Regions from separate parts of the Homo sapiens genome. Here region 2 is linked to region 1. Evidence: read pairs that join two places in POLR2A ChIA-PET (ENCODE). Cell type or tissue: Panc1. All regions are shown on one strand. Each heading gives the region's core, and the rest is flanking DNA. Links, peaks and the distances in the headings are about the cores only. Region 1 has its middle 39 kb from the start of LGR5. Region 2 overlaps PTPRR (protein tyrosine phosphatase receptor type R).

Region 1 (8,931 bases), core at 536-8,535:
TATATATTTAGGTTCTCAAATACTGAGTGCATATACATTTACAATCATTATATTGTCTTAATGAATTGACCCCTTAATCATTTTATAATGGCTTTCTTTGTCTTTTGTGACAGTTTTTTTTTTACTTCAAGTCTATTTTGTCTGATATAACTACCCTGATCTCTTTTGCTTACCATTCACATTGAATATCTTCTTTTTCCATCTCTTCACTTTCAGCCTGTGAGTCCTTAAAACTAAAATGAGTCTCTTGTAGGCAGCATATTGCTAGATCTTGATTTTGTTTATCCATTTCATTACTCGAAGTATTTGATAGGAGAATTTAATCCATTTATATAAATAAATTATTGATAGGTATGGATTTACTATTGCCATATTATTAATTGTTGTCTATTTTGTAGTTCCTTTGTTCTTTTCTTCTTCTCCTGCTGTCTTCCTTTGTGATTTGATAACTTTTTAAGAGTGGTATGCTTTGATTTCATTCTCTATCTCTTTTGTATCTACTACAGGTATTTATTTTTGTGGTTACCATAAGGCTTACATAAAATATCTTATAATAGTCTGTTTTAAGCTGATACTAACTTGACTGCATACAAAACCTCTACACTTTAACTTCTCACCCACATTTTATCTTATTGATGCTATAATTTACATAATTGAATTTTGTTTATTGCTTATTCACTTACAAATTATTGTAGCTATAGGTATTTTTAATATTTTATCTTTTAACTTTTATCCTAGAGTTAACGGTGATTTATGAACCACCATTACAATATTAGAGTATCTAAATTTGATGATTTTTTACTTTTACAGAGAGTTTTATACATTCATAGGTTTTCATGTTGTTAGCATTAATTTCAACTTGAAGAAATCACTTTAGCATTTCTTTTAAACAAGTCTAGTGATGTTTCATAAGTCCCTTAGACTTTCTTCAGTCTTTTTCTTTTATTTTATAACTTGTTCCTCTGACTAAATAATTTTAAATGACTTGTCTTTGAGCTTGCTAATTATTTCTATGCTTGATTGAGTTTGCTGTTGAAGCTCTTTATGGCTTTTGTTTTCTTCAATTCAGTCATAGTATTCTGCAAATCCAGAATTTATGCTTGCTTCTTTTTTATTGTTTCTATCTCTTTATTGAACCTCTCATTTTCTTCATGTATTATTTTCTTAATGTTGTTTAGTTGTGTATCTGGATTCTCTTGTAGCTCACTGAGTTTCTTTTAGATGATTATTTTGAAATCTTTCTCAGGTGATTTGTAGATCTCCATTTCTTTAAGGTCAGTTATTGGTGACTAATTTTGTTCTTTTGCTGGTGTCATGTTTTCCTGATTATTCATGATCCTTTTGGTCTTATGTCGATGTTTGTTTGAAGAAGCAGGCACTTCTTCCAGTCTTTACAGATTGGCAAGCCCTTCACCAGTAAGCTGTTTAAGAGATTCTGGGCAGGTTGGCTAGTGGGGTCTATGGAAAGCTTGCTTTTGGAATCCTTGGGCAGCTAGCCTGGTACTTGGGTGAGTAGGTGGGTGCGCCTAGTGCTTGTAATGTTGGGCATGGAATCTGAGTCCACTGGAGTGTGCCTGGATCATGGATCCACTAGAGCCTGGGGCTGTGGGGGCCGGCATGGAGTTGTGGTGGGCTTAAAGCCTGAGTCCACAGGTGCCATCTTCATTCCTGAGGCTATAGAAGCTGGTGTAGAGCTTGAGCTACATGGGATAGCTGGGTGGGCCTGAAACCTGGGACCACAGGGTTTGGCCTGGAGCCTGGGGCTGCAGGCAATAGCTCAGAGCCTGAGGTATGGTGGTTAGCCTGGTGCTGGGAAAGACCTGGAGCCTGGGGCCAAAGGGGTTGGCCTGGCCTAGCATTGGGCCTGGATGCTGAGTCTGTGGGCAGGGACTGGAGATTCAAGGTAGAGGGGTGCTCATGCCTTCTGCTGGCTCTGTGGTGAAGCTGTGGGTATTATTTCATAGTCCTTTTCCCGTGCAGAGGGTACCACTTTTCATCCTACCGTCTTAAATGCATATTTTTTTGTTTATGTGCTCTACTCAGGTTCTATAATCTCTCACTTGGATTCCTTAGCTCTTATAAAGATATTTTTGTGCATAGATAATTGTTCTAATTGATGATTTTAGGAGAAGGTGTGTGCTGGAAAGCCTTATTCCACCATCTTGCTGATGTCACTCTGGCAAGGACTTAGTTTTTTAAGTCTTATGTGTAAAATGAGAATAATAAAGGTAGTAATCTAATGGGATTGTTATAAAGACTAGAAGAGGCAAAGTGTTTTGCACAGTGCCAGGTGTATATATAGGGAGCTCTCTGTAAAGGTTGGCTGTTATTGTGAGTCTACCTCATTCCTTGTTAGCTCTCTGAACCTGGCAGGGGAACAATGAATAAGTCTGTAGTTGTTGAGATAGCTCCTGAAAGAAGATGGGTTCCTCACTAACACAGGGGCCTTTTTAAGAAGCAGAAAGAGAAAAAGAAAAGACAATCAAAATGACTGCTATTATATCTGTGTCTACATATACAGAATACTGCATCTATATCTCTATCTTCAGAAGCAAAGGGCTGACCCCTGCCAAAAAAGTTCATGGCATTAAAAGGCTGAATAGTAAGGTGAGATAAAAATTTTGAACTTTTTATTAATTTATCTCCCCTAAAACTTTTTTTGATGCATTTTCCCTATTTAAAATATTATAAAAGCGATGATGCCTACATAAAATTCTCATATATGTATACACCCGAAATTTCCATAAGTAGATGTATATGGACACATTCTGAGTAGACATATGCTGACACATTGATAACCATAACAATTCATGGACCCAGTGTTAAAAAGCACTACATTGGACATGAAGGATTATTTATGTAGTTCTCCCTTTATGCATTCTGAAATTTTTTGTTTTTACTTTAAAAAAATTCTACTTCCATTCTTCTCAGAAAGCTTGAAAAAATGAATATAAATCACTATGATATCACCATTAAAATGGCCAATGACTTTTTCTTCACAGTTTAGAAAATATTATACTAATAGAATTTAGGAGAAAATTAGTTTTAAGATGTGGTACAACAGAAGCAGAAAATGATACTCAGAGAACAATGCCATATATAAAGACTCTCGAGCTCAGCTGTGAGCACATTGGAACTGTATTTATGAAAGCCCTGAGAATTTTGTACAGGGAAGGTCAGAGAGTGTGATGGTCCTTCCTCTAGCTGGAATGGGTAGAGGGGACAGCACTGAGGGGAGCTCTGAGGTCTCTTCTGAAGTTTTTAGGAGCGGTGAGATCTGTGAATAGTTCAAAATCTTCTCCCAGATTTGGAGCTCTGTCAAAATCTTTGTGACTATGAAGACAGAGTAGGTGGAGAGAACCTAGTGCCTTGGGGTTCATTCCTTATGGCTGAGGAGTCTCTACCTCATCTGTAGTACTTGCTGCAATGTGGGGGTGAGGTCAGATAAAGAATTATGTGGAATGAACAGAGATTTCTCCTTATGTTCTGCCCTTCTGCTGGACTATTTCATTAGGTGCTCTATTCCTTTCTGTTGGCTTCCCACATCCCCAAATTCTCGGCCCTGTGCTTACGATGTTGAGTACAACTCTTCCTACACCTAGGAGCTCTAATTGGATTCAATGTCTAGTGTCTACTCCACAGACGTGAAGTTTCAGCTCTTCATTCTTTCATCCATAAATTTAAAATGAGAGTGAACTCTAAATTAAGAAGCTGAATCTCTAATATGGAAGTTGATTGAAAACATTGTATGGTCATTTATAAACTAATTTTTTATGGCTAAATTTACTCTTGGGAAATTGAAAATTATTAACTGCAAATCCAATATGCTACTGTGAATAAAATGATAACCAAAGATTTTATTTTATTATTTCATGAGGGCTATTTGGATCTGTAATGCAAGAAGCATTTCAAAGTTTGGACTGTGCTTTAAAAAAGTTGCCAAGTATGTTAAATTGTGCACTTAGTTTTCAATGTGGAGGAACAAATCCCAGATTCAATAATTCAATGAACTAACACAATTCTTCAGAGCTTTAAGTGTATTTGCAATTAAGACACTAATTGCTGTTCATTGGCTGATTCTTTCCCCAGAAAGCTTTGTTCTTCTGCAAAAATGCAAAGTCTTACTATTGATCTGTACTCTCAAAACCCTGTTGATTTAAGCAGGACTCTCTGAGGTGAGAACAACAACAAAACCAAGAGACTTAATTTACTCAGCTTGGGTTTCAGGAAACATATCTAATAGCAGACAGTTCCTGTTTTCATTGTTTTCCATTTAAGTCCCTGCAAAATCAGATTGTCTTCAAATAGATGCTGCTGCCATTGGTATAAGACTCATTTTCACATCCCTAAAGAAATAAAGAGTTTTGTAAAAATTCACTCGTTTAATGGGGCCTCACGTATAATGGGCCTAAGTCAAGCCAAAAGGATAAAGATGGATATCGTGCAAAAGCAGTGATAGAATGACAGCACCAAAGATGTAAAATGTATACTCTTTAGACTCTTTAATGTAGCCCTCAATCACCAAGGAATAATTGCAGGTGGATGGAGGTGAAAAGGAATTTCCTTTGAGAGCAATTCTATTTTGTCTGTTTTGGAAGCTTAATACAGGTTGGTATTAAAAACTTCTGAGGAAAGAAAGCAGGGGATGTAGTTTGAGAAAACTACTACCTGTGATTGTTCTCATTGTTTGGAAAGGTCCTGGGCTTGGCTGTTTTCCTGGAGTTTTGCCTGGAAAGAGATAAATTCTGACCAATCATTAATAATGCTAATGATAATAATAATAATGATGATGACTAATGTTTATTGAGCACATAGTATGTGTTACAGGTAGGTTATACACTAAGCATTATATGTACATATGTATATCGTTTATACATATAATATATATAAAATCTAAGTTAATATAGCAACAGTTCATAATGGTTTGAATTAATGCTTTCATCCTCAATGGCTGCATAGTGTGATGGTTAAAAGAAGCTACAGGATTTTATTTATTTCTTCTTCCACCTCCAATTAACTATGTGACCTTAAGTAAGTTTCTCTCTGAATCTTGGTTTATTAATCTATATAATGGCATAATAAGACCTATCTCATTGGGTTTTGTGAGGATAAAATAATGCTATCCAGTGGCAGAGACAGACGAACCACCCTGCAATACAGTATGATTAATAGGATATATTGAACGGTGCTCAGAGCACTTGCAGGAGGACTTTCTGTTCTCACGGGACTTTGGAAATGCAGGACTTTCTGGAGAAGCTGCCCTTTAAGTGGTAGCTTGAGTTACAGATGGGAGTAAGTCCTGAGAAAGTGAGGGAAGAGTGTTCCAGTTTGAAGGAGTAGAGTGTTCTTGGGGAATTGCATTTTGCTGCACAGCTGTGAAGGGAGTGGGGGCATGTTGAGAGTTGATGCCAGAGAACTCAGCAAACCCAGCTCATAAAGCGTTTTGGATGGCATTTTGGGATTTTGGACTTTCTCCTGAGATCAGAGGGAGGGTAATGAAGAGTTTAAGCAGGAGAGTGACGTAATTAGATTTGTTTTTTGTGACTTTCACTCTCTTTGAGATTAAATGTACTAAAACAGAGACCCTTCCCTGACCCCATCTTTGAGCAAACCCATGAACCCTCTTTGGTTTGTGGACTGTCATCAAGTGAGCTCACAGGTATTTTACTCCAGCTGCACTGATTTCTGTGATAGCATTTTCTTGCACTGAATTGTTTCCTTATCTGAGATAAGTGACATGGTTCAGAGGATAGTAAAATAGCATATCTACTCACAGACATGGCTAGGCCAAATGAATACTTTTTTTCTTCAGTTGCTTTATTGTTTGTTTGTGGATTATATACTTACTATATTAAATGCAGCTAAAATTTAATTTTAGAATGACTTTCAATTGCTTTCTTATGAATTGAAACCATTTACTGAGAGTTGACATGTACTTAGGCAAAGCAAGCCATTTTCTAATCACAGTAAAGTAAAACAATAGTAAAGAACATTTGCTTTGGGAGGCCGAGGCGGGCGGATCACGAGGTCAAGAGATTGAGACCATCCTGGCTAACACGGTGAAACCCCGTCACTACTAAAAATACCGAAAAATTAGCCAGGCGTGGTGGCGGGCGCCTGTAGTCCCAGCTACTCGGGAGGCTGAGGCAGGAGAATGGCGTGAACCCGGGAGGCAGAGCTTGCAGTGAGCCGAGATCGCACAGCTGCCCTCCAGCCTGGGTGAAAGAGCGAGACTCCGTCTCTAAAAAAAAAAAAAAATAACATTTGTAGATATTCTGCCTTTTCTTGTTTCCAGTCTGGAAGCTTGCTACTCGAGCAAAACATTCAATAAAATCCAATTGGGTGTGTGATATATATATATATATATTTTTTTTTCTGGGGGGATTATCTGTGCTTCTAGTCACTTTGAATAGAAAATTGATTTTATTTTATGATTACAATCTTATATTCCCAGAAGATTCCAAGAATATTATTTTTTTAAAATAAATTGGAGAATAATGTATTTCTAGATCATATTGATTACCAATTACTATTTTATAAAATATTTATGAAAATGTCAACTCATACATAGTTAGGTATAACAAAAATAAGTCACATTGGACAAAAATATTTCTGCTTTGGATTTCTGGTGAAGCAGGCATTAAACATGTTGAAATTCATTGAGAACTTGATATGTTCTATATTTATGGTAAAATTATAAAGTTGTTAACAAAACCACAAATACTAATCTATGCATAGTATCCAAACGGTAGATAATTATAGTTTAACATTAAGAGAAATTAACTGTCAGAGGACTATGATAAAACTTTTACTGGAAAATTTTAGAATTTCTTAGGAAAGAAAAATATGTATAATGGAAATCAAATATATTTTTTTTGAGTTGTTCACAAAGTGACTTAGCACTTTTGGAGCATTTAATGTTTTATTAACGCTGTTAAATCCCATCTGGTGTTTGTAAAGTCTTTTACTATCCCCTGCTGGGACAGGCAGACATTGGTTTGCATGACTGTGTGTTCCCAAAATATTTTTTAAAAGTATCTAGTGGATTTATACCAACTGTAGCAGGATGATAGAAGGCCACATTTCCATTATAATACCTTTAAAAATGGAGACAAATGTCATCAAGTCACAAAAGATCCATTAGTTTTATACTGTGTGACATTTGAGGGGAAATGTGAATGATTAGTGGTTTTAAAAAGTTGTTTGGAATTCAACATCCTGTGTCAATATTACTTGAAAAATATTTATAGGTTCTGAGTCAGTGAGATGCAATTTACTCTTCATGGAATTCATTCTAGAATGTGTGGAATACTGCCTTGAACCTTAGTCATTCCAATAAATTCCCTGGAATTATCTTTATTGTCAATAAACAGGTTGTTTTGTCTCCTTGAGTGATTTTTATTGTATTGTGAGAGACTTATATCTCTGAAAATCAACAAAATCTTTGCATAGAGAAAAAAATAACTTAATTCAGCAAGAATTTATTGACTAAATTCTATGCTCAATGCCTTCTATGTCTGATGGGCATTGGGAAAAATGAAAAAGAGTTGACATGATCTTTATCTTCAAAGAACTTATAGTCTAGCTGGAGAGGTAGATTTAAAAACCCAAGGTAATCTAAGTTTCAAAAATAAAATATAATAAAGATTTTATACTAATATTGAGAAAGGAGTGATTAAACTTGATTGGGGTATGAAGAAAAGTGCCATAGTGAAAGTAAAACAGGCCTTGAAGGATAAAGATAATTATAATTTAAAGGAGATAGAGTTCAGTGTATGTAAAGTGAATAGAGATCAGTATATGTAAAGTGAATAGAGATCAGTATATGTAAAGTGAATAGTAAATTTTACAATGTATAATATTCTAAGATAAAGTCATGGAGAAGTCAAAATATAGTAGAAAAAATTTGTGGATGGATACCTGAATTTTAACCTTGATCTGGGAATTAACAGTGTATACTTAGGCATTTATCAATTACTTATAATGTCCCAGACACTGTTTTAAGTGCTGGAATCACAGTGCTATATGTGACAGGCAAGGTATCTTATAGCATGCATTTTTGTGGGAGGAGACGGAAAGAAAGAAATAAAAAAACTTTTTTTCTCTTAAAAAAGAGAAATTAGCAGACAGCAGTTAGTACTATGGAGAAATAAAACTGGGTGATACTACAGGGTGTGATGATGGGGGGCTGCTTTAGGTTGTCAAGAGAAAAGATCCATCTAAGGAGGTGACATAGCAGCTGAGAACTGAATGACCACAAACTTCTTTGTGAAGATCTGTGTGAAGATAGTTCCAGAGCAGGAGCCTTAAAGTAGGAACAAGCTTAGTGTGTTCCAGGAACAGAAATAAGTTCTGATTATTGGAGAGAGGAAAGATAAGAGCATGAAGTTAGGGTTCTTAGCAGATCATCCAGAGTTTCGTATGCAGGGTAAAATAGTTTGAATTATATTGTAAGTATGGTGGGGAATCATGGAAGTGTTTAAGTCAGTTTGTTTTATGGTTTATGTTTTACAAAAATCATTCTGGCTGCTGGGCTTAGAGAATGGAGTGGGCAAGTATAAAAGCAGAGAGATGAATTAGGAGGCTATTGCAGTAGCCCAGGTAATAATGATAGTTATTTGAACTGGTAGGAGCAGTGAAGATGAAGACGTGTCTAAGTGTTAAGGATGACACTTAGATTTATAGCTTGAGCATTTGAAAGGCTGGTGGTGACATTAACTGATTGGAGAAGACTGGGAGATTAGGAGGTTAGGAGGGCAGGCCTCTTGAGATCACTAAATCTGTTTTCTAGTTGCAAAATGGCAGTGATGATACCTATTTTACAGGATCAATGTTGTAAGAATTAAAACAAATGAAGTCACTGGCTTCATAAAGTGTCTGGCACACAGTAAGGGCTCAGTAATTGTCAGTTACCTTTTCTGTATAAAATAA
Region 2 (8,931 bases), core at 463-8,462, 550 kb after region 1:
TGTTTACATTTCTGACCCTAGAAGATATTTGAGTTTGCAACCCCTGCCTGCCGATATTAATATACCACATTGGGTAAAAATAGCAGCTAATATTTATCAAGCATCTTCTATGTACCAAGCACTGTCTTCAACATTTTACAAATGTTAGTACATTTAACCCTCACAACAAACGCTTAACAGGTAAACAACTCTTCCTAGTAAGTACTATTTCATTGTTCCCAAATGAGGAAATCAAAGGACTGAGAATTAAGGACATTGCCCAGTCACACAGTTTGTGGATGGCAGAGCTAGATTCAGACCCAGGCTGTCTAGATCCAGAGCCAGCCTCTACCCTCTGGTGCCTGGATGCAATTTCAACTTTTGTGTGATCCATGAAAGGAAACAGAAAATAGATCATTAGCATCAGAGGAGGTCAAAGAATAGTTTTTCTAAATGAAAAGAGAGCTAAGGAGCCTTGGAGTAAATGAACTGAGAATGCCATGTTTGCATGTGCAACACTAAGCATACACCTCTTTGGACACAGAAGACTCTGAGAGCCTTATGAAGATGTGCCTACTGCTTCAGTCACAAAGTTGAAAAGGGCACATGGCATAGAGTGACCTCATGAAGTCGACTGAATGCAGTGTGTCTCGTTGTGGTGCTTTGATTTTGCAAAAATGTAAATTAGTACATTGGCAGGAACAGCTGGCTTTGCTCTGCGTTTTCCTTCTTAGAAATTTTGCTCTTCTTTGCCAGCCCTTAATATTGCTCAGTGACACACAGAAGTTGAATGTGATTCCCAAAAAACTCTTAGCATTCAAACTAGGGGACTGTTGGTGGTCATGGAAAGAAAAGGGGAGAGAAAGTTATCCTTTCTTCAATATATGCCTTTGAAATAATTAGGTTATTCCTTGCTGGCATGCAATTTTAGAATGGGAAAGAAGGGACATGATTTGGATGTTTGTAAGTGTTAAGGTTTGATAGAACACTATTCTAAATCTGGTAATAATGATAATAATGATGATATTGTAGCTACTTGATTCTCAGAGATTTGTTGTTGAGTCACAAACACACATCTACGACCTTTTCTGTATGTCCCACTTTTTGATGTACAGTAAGAGTAAGGTAGAAACAACTCGCCACTTGGCATTTAATCTCCTTATCTTTCCCACTTATTGATCTATAGTAAGTTTTTTCACAAACATATGTGACCAGTGTTTTTCATTTTGCGGGAGGCGGAGCGGGGACATGGCTGGCTGACTTGGGTCCTATAGCAAAGCTTGGGGCCCTAGAGCTGCCAGAGCCAAGTAAGAAGTAGTGACCAGAGATGGGTCCATGTCCTGGGATAGGCACAATAGGACCCCAGGGCTTGGTACAAGAAGCAAAAGCATATTTGCGGTCAGGCCAATGTTACATATCAAGTCCGAGACCAAGATTGAGCAATATTGAGTGGAAAGGCCAGAAACCACAGAAAATCCAAAGGAAGACAACATATGGTTGGGCAAGGGCCAAAGGCAGTATTGCTTAATAACCATTAAGCAATGTCCATTAAGCAAATGTCCATGCTTTGGAGTCAAATTTGGATTTCTATTTTTCTTCATATTAGTTGTGCGACCTTATGTAGTTTTAATGCAGAATGTGTAATGGTCAAGTACTGGATTCTGCAATCTAGCTGTTTACATTTGAATCCTGTTTTCCCACTACCAGCCATGTGATGACATGAACAGATTATTTAATTATTAGATGCCGTAAGGCTGGTAATTATAGCAGAACCTTTCTTAAAATGTGGATGTAAGGATGGAGAGAATTAATATATGAGAAGCCCTTAGCACAGTAATTGCACAGAGTAAACACAAATAATTATTCTCCTCATTATTATAATGATAATCTCTTTTGTGTTCCTGTTTCTCCTCCATAAAATAAAAGTCCTAACACTTGCCTCAGAGGATTGTAGTGAGGAATAAATGAGATAAAGTGTGGCGGCCCCTGGCCCGTGAACGGTAGTCATGATTATTGTAAGGAACATAAGATAGAAATTTGCCACGGTAATCTCCCATGAGGACAGAACTTCTTTTGAAAGCCCCAAGATCCTGCCCGTAAATCATAAGGCATGCACACCAAGCCCAGTGTCTGACAGCAGCTCCTTTCCTGCCTGTCTCATCATGTTAAACGCAATATCAGAAAATTAAAGAATAGAAGGGGGGAGAAAATGTAAAGTCCTCAATATGAGCAAGTATGTAGAAGTCCAAAAAAAGTAAATAATTTGCACAATGTCACACTGCTAGTTTGTTACAAAGGTGATCCTTGAACTCAATTACTTGAACTCCTTTTCTGTTGTCTATTCCACTATTCCACACTAATACTGCCTCTTCTAAATTCTCACAATCCATCTGGTGGCTCCTCAGGGGCTGATTTAAGCTCCATGAAGGGGCTTAGCTTAACATCAGTAGAGAATCAGCCTCTCCTGAGAAGGGATTCGATTGCTGTTTGCTCAGTGCTGATTACTTTGATAATAATCAGGGTATAAAAAGAAGTAATACAGTATTAATCAGGAAAACAGCATGCTACCACTGCAGAAACTAGGTCATAGTTGCAGTTAACTATGCCATTTGTAATGCAATTTAATGTCAATTTTCTCTTAGATATTTTTCTTTTGTAATCTTTTCTTATTTTTTAATTTCTTTCATATAGCATGCAAAGCCAGTTGAGTTGACATTGGTGTTTAATTTAACAATTGTTGAATGAATAATTTGAATAATTGATTTGTCCCTGATTCATTTTTCCAACCCTTTACATCTTCCTAGTTCTCGTATTTGCCAAGTGACTTTGGATTTTGACTTGAAAAAAATTTTTAAAGCATCTGGTCTCATCAGGTAAATTTCATTTCCTGCACACCCTTCAGCTCCCTTCCCTTCACCCACTCATGCACTCATACACTGTCTGCCTTCCTTCCAGGGCATTCTGTCTTTCATCGAAGGATTTAGTACCACAGCTAACTTTAAAGCCTAAACATGAGTAGTTTTCCCAGAACCATGGTACTGAAACCTCATGATTAGATACAAAATATTTGAAAAAATAATGAAAAGAAAGTAAAAAAGAGAATTGAAAAAAATGAAATTGTTAATGTATGAAAACATTTAATTCTGCCAGCTGGCTTTTTCTTTCTTGTCTATTCTGCACATAATTCCAGCGTGTACTTCTTTTCACATTTCAATATCTCTGACATCAGGATACATCTAAACATCAATGGCTTCTTGCATTTACAATAGGCATTTTTTATTAGAGTCATATAGAAAATAGATCATTTTATAATGGAGTATGTCTTCAATATGATGAACTGTGATGATAGAAATACTAGCAAGTATTGTGTGCCATTCATTTTCATAAATGCCTTATACATGTTAACTTCTTTAACCTTCACAAAACACCTACAGAGTGGATTCTCTTATTCTCTCTGTTTTCAGATTGCAGAAACAAGGAGAGATAGGCAGTGAAAGAGGTTGCCATATCTAGTAAGAAAGTGCCATATCTAGTAAGTAATGGGGTCAGGATATGAACCCAGACTCCTTCCCTAGGCTGTGCTCTTAACCTCTACCCAAAACGTTTTTCTGATTTTTCCATATAGGACTTTGGACACTTTTCCCATCTCTTGGTTTGTCTTTTAGAATATTCCATCATCTTCTGTGAAGACATTGGAATATGGATTCTCATTCTCACTTATTTTTGTCTGTGTGTCTGGGTATTTTACCAGAGGGTCATTATTAGAGTCAGGATAAATGCAATATTTAAGAGACCTATCTCTGAAATCAGAAACTAACTGGGTCCAAATTCTGGCTTTGACTCTTACTAGCCCTGTCACTTTGGGCAAATTACCTAACGTTAGTTTTCTTTTTTAAAAAATAAGTATTTTTTTAAGTTTACCTCATAGGGTTATCATGAGAATTAAATCAAATGACTTATGTATAACATATTTAGAACAATACCTAAATATAATGAATACCCAACAAATGTTGGCTTATTTATGAAATCATAGTATATGAGACTGAAGTAAAAGGGAAGAGAATGAGGAAAAAAAAACAGGAGAAACACTCAGAAGAGTTAGCAATTTATTAACTCATTCATGTATTCAACAAAAGATGTACTGAGGTTGTATTGTGTGCAAAGCAATGTAGGGACAGCATCTTCCTTATAGCTAGGTCTGAAGAAGAAAAGGAACTTGCAAAATGCTTCTGTTTTCTGCATTGGGCCTGGCACTGAGTAAAATGCGAGAGTGAAAGGTACATCAATTTCGTATTCCCCAAAAGCGTCGAGAGGCACAGAGAGAGGTCTGGGTTTTCAAGGAAGGGTGAAATTATTCCCGGTCACAATGGATTTGAAGAGATTCATCCACCAAATATTTAAGTGCCTACAATATATTGTATTCAGGATATAAAGAATAAAATAATAGCTCTGCTTTCAAGAATGATGCTTCCAATACTTATTTGTGATTTAGATATAGAAATCGGTGATGGGAAAACATCACTAATGAGGTAGGTAGTCATTTTAGTTAGTAGAGTTGGATTCAGCTTATTATTTCAAGCAACCTTGCTTTAAATTGCTGCCCTATTGATCTTTCTGGAAATAGATACAAAATTACCTTTTATTTTTTTTTTTCTGAGATGGAATCTCGCTTTGTTGCCCAGGCTGGAGTGCAGTGGCATGATCTCAGCTCACTGCAACCTCTGTCTCCTGGGTTCAAGCAATTCTCCCTCAGCCTCCCGAGTAGCTAGGACTATAGGCGCCCGCCACCACACCCAGCTAATTTTTGCATTTTTAGTAGCAACAGGGTTTTACCACTTTGGCCAGGCTGGTCTCAAACTCCTGACCTCAGGTGATCTGCCCACCTCGGCCTCCCAAAGTGCTGGGATTACAGAGGTGAGCCACCATGCCCAGCCAGAAAATTACTTTTTTTTAAATAGAGAAATGTATCACTACATTTAAATGTCTAAGTTCAAATTAATTTTGATTTTATTAGAATAGAAAAACTGAAATGAATATTTTTGTAAAGACTAAAAACAATTGCATTTATAGTTTAGGCAATTGGATGTCTTTTGGTTTTTGTTTGTCATTCCGTCTACTGAGTAATTTAGCTAAAAATAACAGCTCTTACTTGGCCAAGAAAGTCACATGTTTATGTTTTATTAAGACAAGCAAGTTCATCCTCAAATATCCTAATTTGAATTAATTAAGGAAAAATGACTAAAAAGGCATTTATTAAACATATAGTAAGGGGCCAGATGAAACGATCACCATACCCAAATCACTTGGTCACAAATAATTTTTGCCCATTGTCAACCACATATTTTTGTAGACTGATAGATTTTCTTTTCATGGAAAAATCAATGGAAATGTCAAAATATGTTGTAAATTATAATGTAAAAACAAAACCCCTTTCCTTTTGCTTATTTCATCCACCAGATGTCCCTCTTCTCAAATTTGGTGATGTGTTACTACAGAAAGAAGTGCCATGCTATGTTAATGAAAGAAACTGGTAGTTGAGTTGAAAAAATCCACTGTCAATCTCCACTCTTATTTTTGGCAACTACAAACTGACAAAACGTTAGCAGCTATGTCTAAACATTCTTTCCAGACTTGGATTCCCTCCAAACCTTTCTTCTTGAGTGGCTATCTGGCCTATTCTTAAGAACTCTCTTTAACAGGAAAGCTACTCTCATCCAAAGCAGCCAGTCTACTTCTGGTCAGCTGTGCCTGTTGGAAAATTTTTTTTTTTGCTAAGAAATTTATCTCTTATATCTACTTCCATGGTTCAAATATCTACCTTTGGAAATAGTCATTTCTAATACATTGTTTTCCAAATAATAGTCATCCAAATAATTCAACAGCTAATAAATTCTACCTACATCTTTTCTTCTCCAGGCTAAATTGTATTCCCAAAGTTTGCTATTAGTCAATTTTTTTGAATAAAGGGCATATTTTCACATAAACAAAAAATTATAAATGGTGATTGGGGATGTGGGCAAGATAAAAAAATTATTTAACTTACATCAAGATGAAGCAGTCAGAAATTATCTATATTAAAAAATTATTTGTGAAAACTTTAATAATTCCCAACAGAGGTTATTTAATATGTTAATTGTGTTTGGTTGAGTGATACTACACAGAAAGTATCATTAGAAGTTATTTTCCCAGATTCAAATTGTAACTCTAAGCATCTATCACATATTCTACCCCAGTGTTTTGGTGTAACTATAAGTCATCTAAATTGTGAATGATTGTTTTAAATTATTCAAAACATTTTTAGTATAACCAAATGGCATTTAAAGTACATCTGCATTCTTAAATTATTAGATAATTCTCTAATCTGATCATTACAATTTAATATTCATTAATCTGGCTGGATGTGGTTGCTCATGTCTAATCCCAGCACTTTGGGAGGCCAAGGCGGACAGATCACTTGAGGTCAGGAGTTTCAGACCAGCCTGGCCAAGATGGTAGAACCCTGTCACTACCAAAAATAAAATAATTTAAAAAATTAGCTGGGCATGGTGGCATGCACCTATAGTTTCAACTGCTCTGGAGAATCTCTTGAACACAGGAGGCAGAGGCTACAGTGAGCCGAGATCCACTACTGCACTTTAGCCTGGGTGACAGAGCAAGACTCCATCTCAAAAAAACAACCATTAATTTGTGTGAACACAGATGAACATAGAAATATTCGAAGGGAATAATACTATGAGAATAAAAATTGGTCATAGAACCGGATAACTATTGCAAATGGAGATTATTCAGTGCTAGTACGATTGTCTACACATCAAGTCATTATATTTTATTTTTAGAGTTGTTTGACAGTTCGTTTAGGCCTGTACTGAGTCAATCTGAGAACTAAGTGAATTTTAATGACATTCCTCCCATTATATGTAATATGAGTGGATGGGAATCTCTTGTAATTTATAGTAATGACCCTCAGGACACACTTAGGTTTAGGCAATAGTAGATTATTATCATGCCCATATGAAATAGTTTTCAGAATCTCAGGGAAAAGATGAAGGGGATACCCCGAAAGCAACTGACTACAAGTTATTTTCACTGAAAATCATTATGTTTATGAAAAGTAACACAAATTATATGTTACAACTATTTTTAAGCTGTTCTTTACCAAAAAGTCGAACAAATACTTCTTAAAAGTGAAAATACAGCCAAATTTCTTTATTGTGTTGAGTCTTTCTGGAACCTCTAAGTGTCCATCTGGTGCTTAGAGCCACAAAATTTTGAAGTTTAAAAATTCCCTCTCTCTAAGCATTAGGGTTGTAGGAGGATTAAATCCAAAGCTCATTATGGACAAATCCCATTAATTGGCATTTTTATTTTGGTGAAGTAGGAACAATAAAAAATTTTTAAACTTGGTTCAAGTGGAGAATGGAGAGGAAGAGTATGGCTCACCCAGTCTTTCCAAAATTTAACCTCACCAAGCAAATTGAAGGAGGTGGCAATTATACATCCACAGCCCCAAAACCTCATATTTTGAGATGTAAATTTCCAAGTTTCCTGCAATAATACAAGCAGAAAAAATATTATCAGTCATCTGAAATATCAGAGCCAACTAGACTGACCATATTATAATTTCTATTGGCTTTTAGAGAGGATATGTTGGACCAAATGTTTTGATTATGTTTGTGGTTTGACCATAAATTTTGTGCATCGATAATAAATAGTAATGAGCTAACAATTAATGACCAGCTACTCCAAGCCAGGCAAAGTGCTAAGCACATTACATGCACTACATTTAAGCCTCACACAACTCCTGTGATATAGGCACCATTGTTATATTGATGTTACAGCTGCATAAACTGTGGCAGAGCAAGGTCTCTTGTCAAAACTTTTGTGCTTAACATCCAAGTTCTCGTGTCAGGCGTTTGTTTTTCACATCCTTCAAAGCAGGAAAGTTAGTCTTCCATCATTGAGTTTCACAAGATGTCAGGCACTAGGATGTACAGTGCCTGGACACCCCAGGAAAGATCCCCATGCCAGGAGTTTACACAGTGGCATGAGAGGGAGGGAAGAGGCAGATACCCATAAGCAATTTCAGTTCGGATAAATATTGCACTGAGACAAGCAGGGGAAGCTGTGGATAGATTGAGGAAAGACAGATGCCTATCTGAGTCCACTCAGGCTGCTACGATGAAATACACTAAACCAAGTAGCTTTTAAGCAATGAAACTTGATTTCTTAGATTTCTAGAGGCTGTGAAGTTCATGATCAAGGACCCAGCAGATTTGGCGTCTGGTGAGGGCTCACTCTCTGGTTCATAAGTGGTGCTTTCCCTTTGCATCCTCAATGGTGGAAGGGGGCAAACAAGCCCCTTCTCTCCTGGCCTCTTTTTTAAGGGGACTAGTCCCATTCATGAGGGATCTGCCCTCATGATCTAATCAATCCCTAAAGGCCCCACCTCCTAACACTATCACCTTGGGGGTTAGGATTTCAACAAGAATTTTGAGAGGACACAAACATTCACACAATAGCAATGCCTATATACGCTTTCTTCTTCGTAACTAATATAACCATTTCTTAAAATAAACAAGTGAGTCTTAAGTGCCTACCCATGCCAGGTACCTACGTTCAGGGCTCCACATTTCCTCTGGGCCATGTCTGGTGAGATGCCAGTCTGCCTCCAAGATGCTCATAAGCCACATTTTTACAGGTCTCTCTAAAAAGCTTCCTATGAGTTTTCTTTGTATGTAATCTCATAATCTAGTCTTTGAATGAACCTAAAGCTTTTTTCTGGTCCGTAGCTAGTGGAAAGGAAGCGTTTTCTTTGCTCATTTCTTTCCATGTTAATTAACCATAACACTATCCTTCAAGCCAACTAATTTGTTTTCTACTTTGTTATTTAGATTCTTCAAATATTTGGTGATTATTATCCCATAATCCTTAAGTTGTTGCTTAGTTGGGTTA

What was found. ChIA-PET counts read pairs that join two places held together with the same protein. Peaks named below come from ENCODE experiments on the same cell type or tissue, not always from the same donor. Only the 100,000 strongest peaks of a DNase experiment are listed, where the experiment ranks them.
Region 2: POLR2A ChIA-PET joins it to region 1 with 9 read pairs; 1 of 35 experiments calls an interaction of 5 or more read pairs at or near these places.

Annotation. Positions count from the first base shown.
Region 1 is chr12:71,395,950-71,404,880 of GRCh38, reverse strand. No RefSeq gene overlaps it. Among named protein-coding and RNA genes, the nearest start is that of LGR5, 39 kb to the left of the region's middle. In Panc1, for the core only: CTCF peaks have their summits at 6,786 and 6,989; no DNase peak of the experiment used is centred there; H3K27ac peaks cover 5,098 bases.
Region 2 is chr12:70,846,062-70,854,992 of GRCh38, reverse strand. The region is part of intron 2 of PTPRR (protein tyrosine phosphatase receptor type R); the gene reads left to right. Among named protein-coding and RNA genes, the nearest start is that of PTPRR, 70 kb to the left of the region's middle. In Panc1, for the core only: CTCF peaks have their summits at 5,258 and 5,458 (motif pointing right); a DNase peak (open chromatin) is centred at 5,411.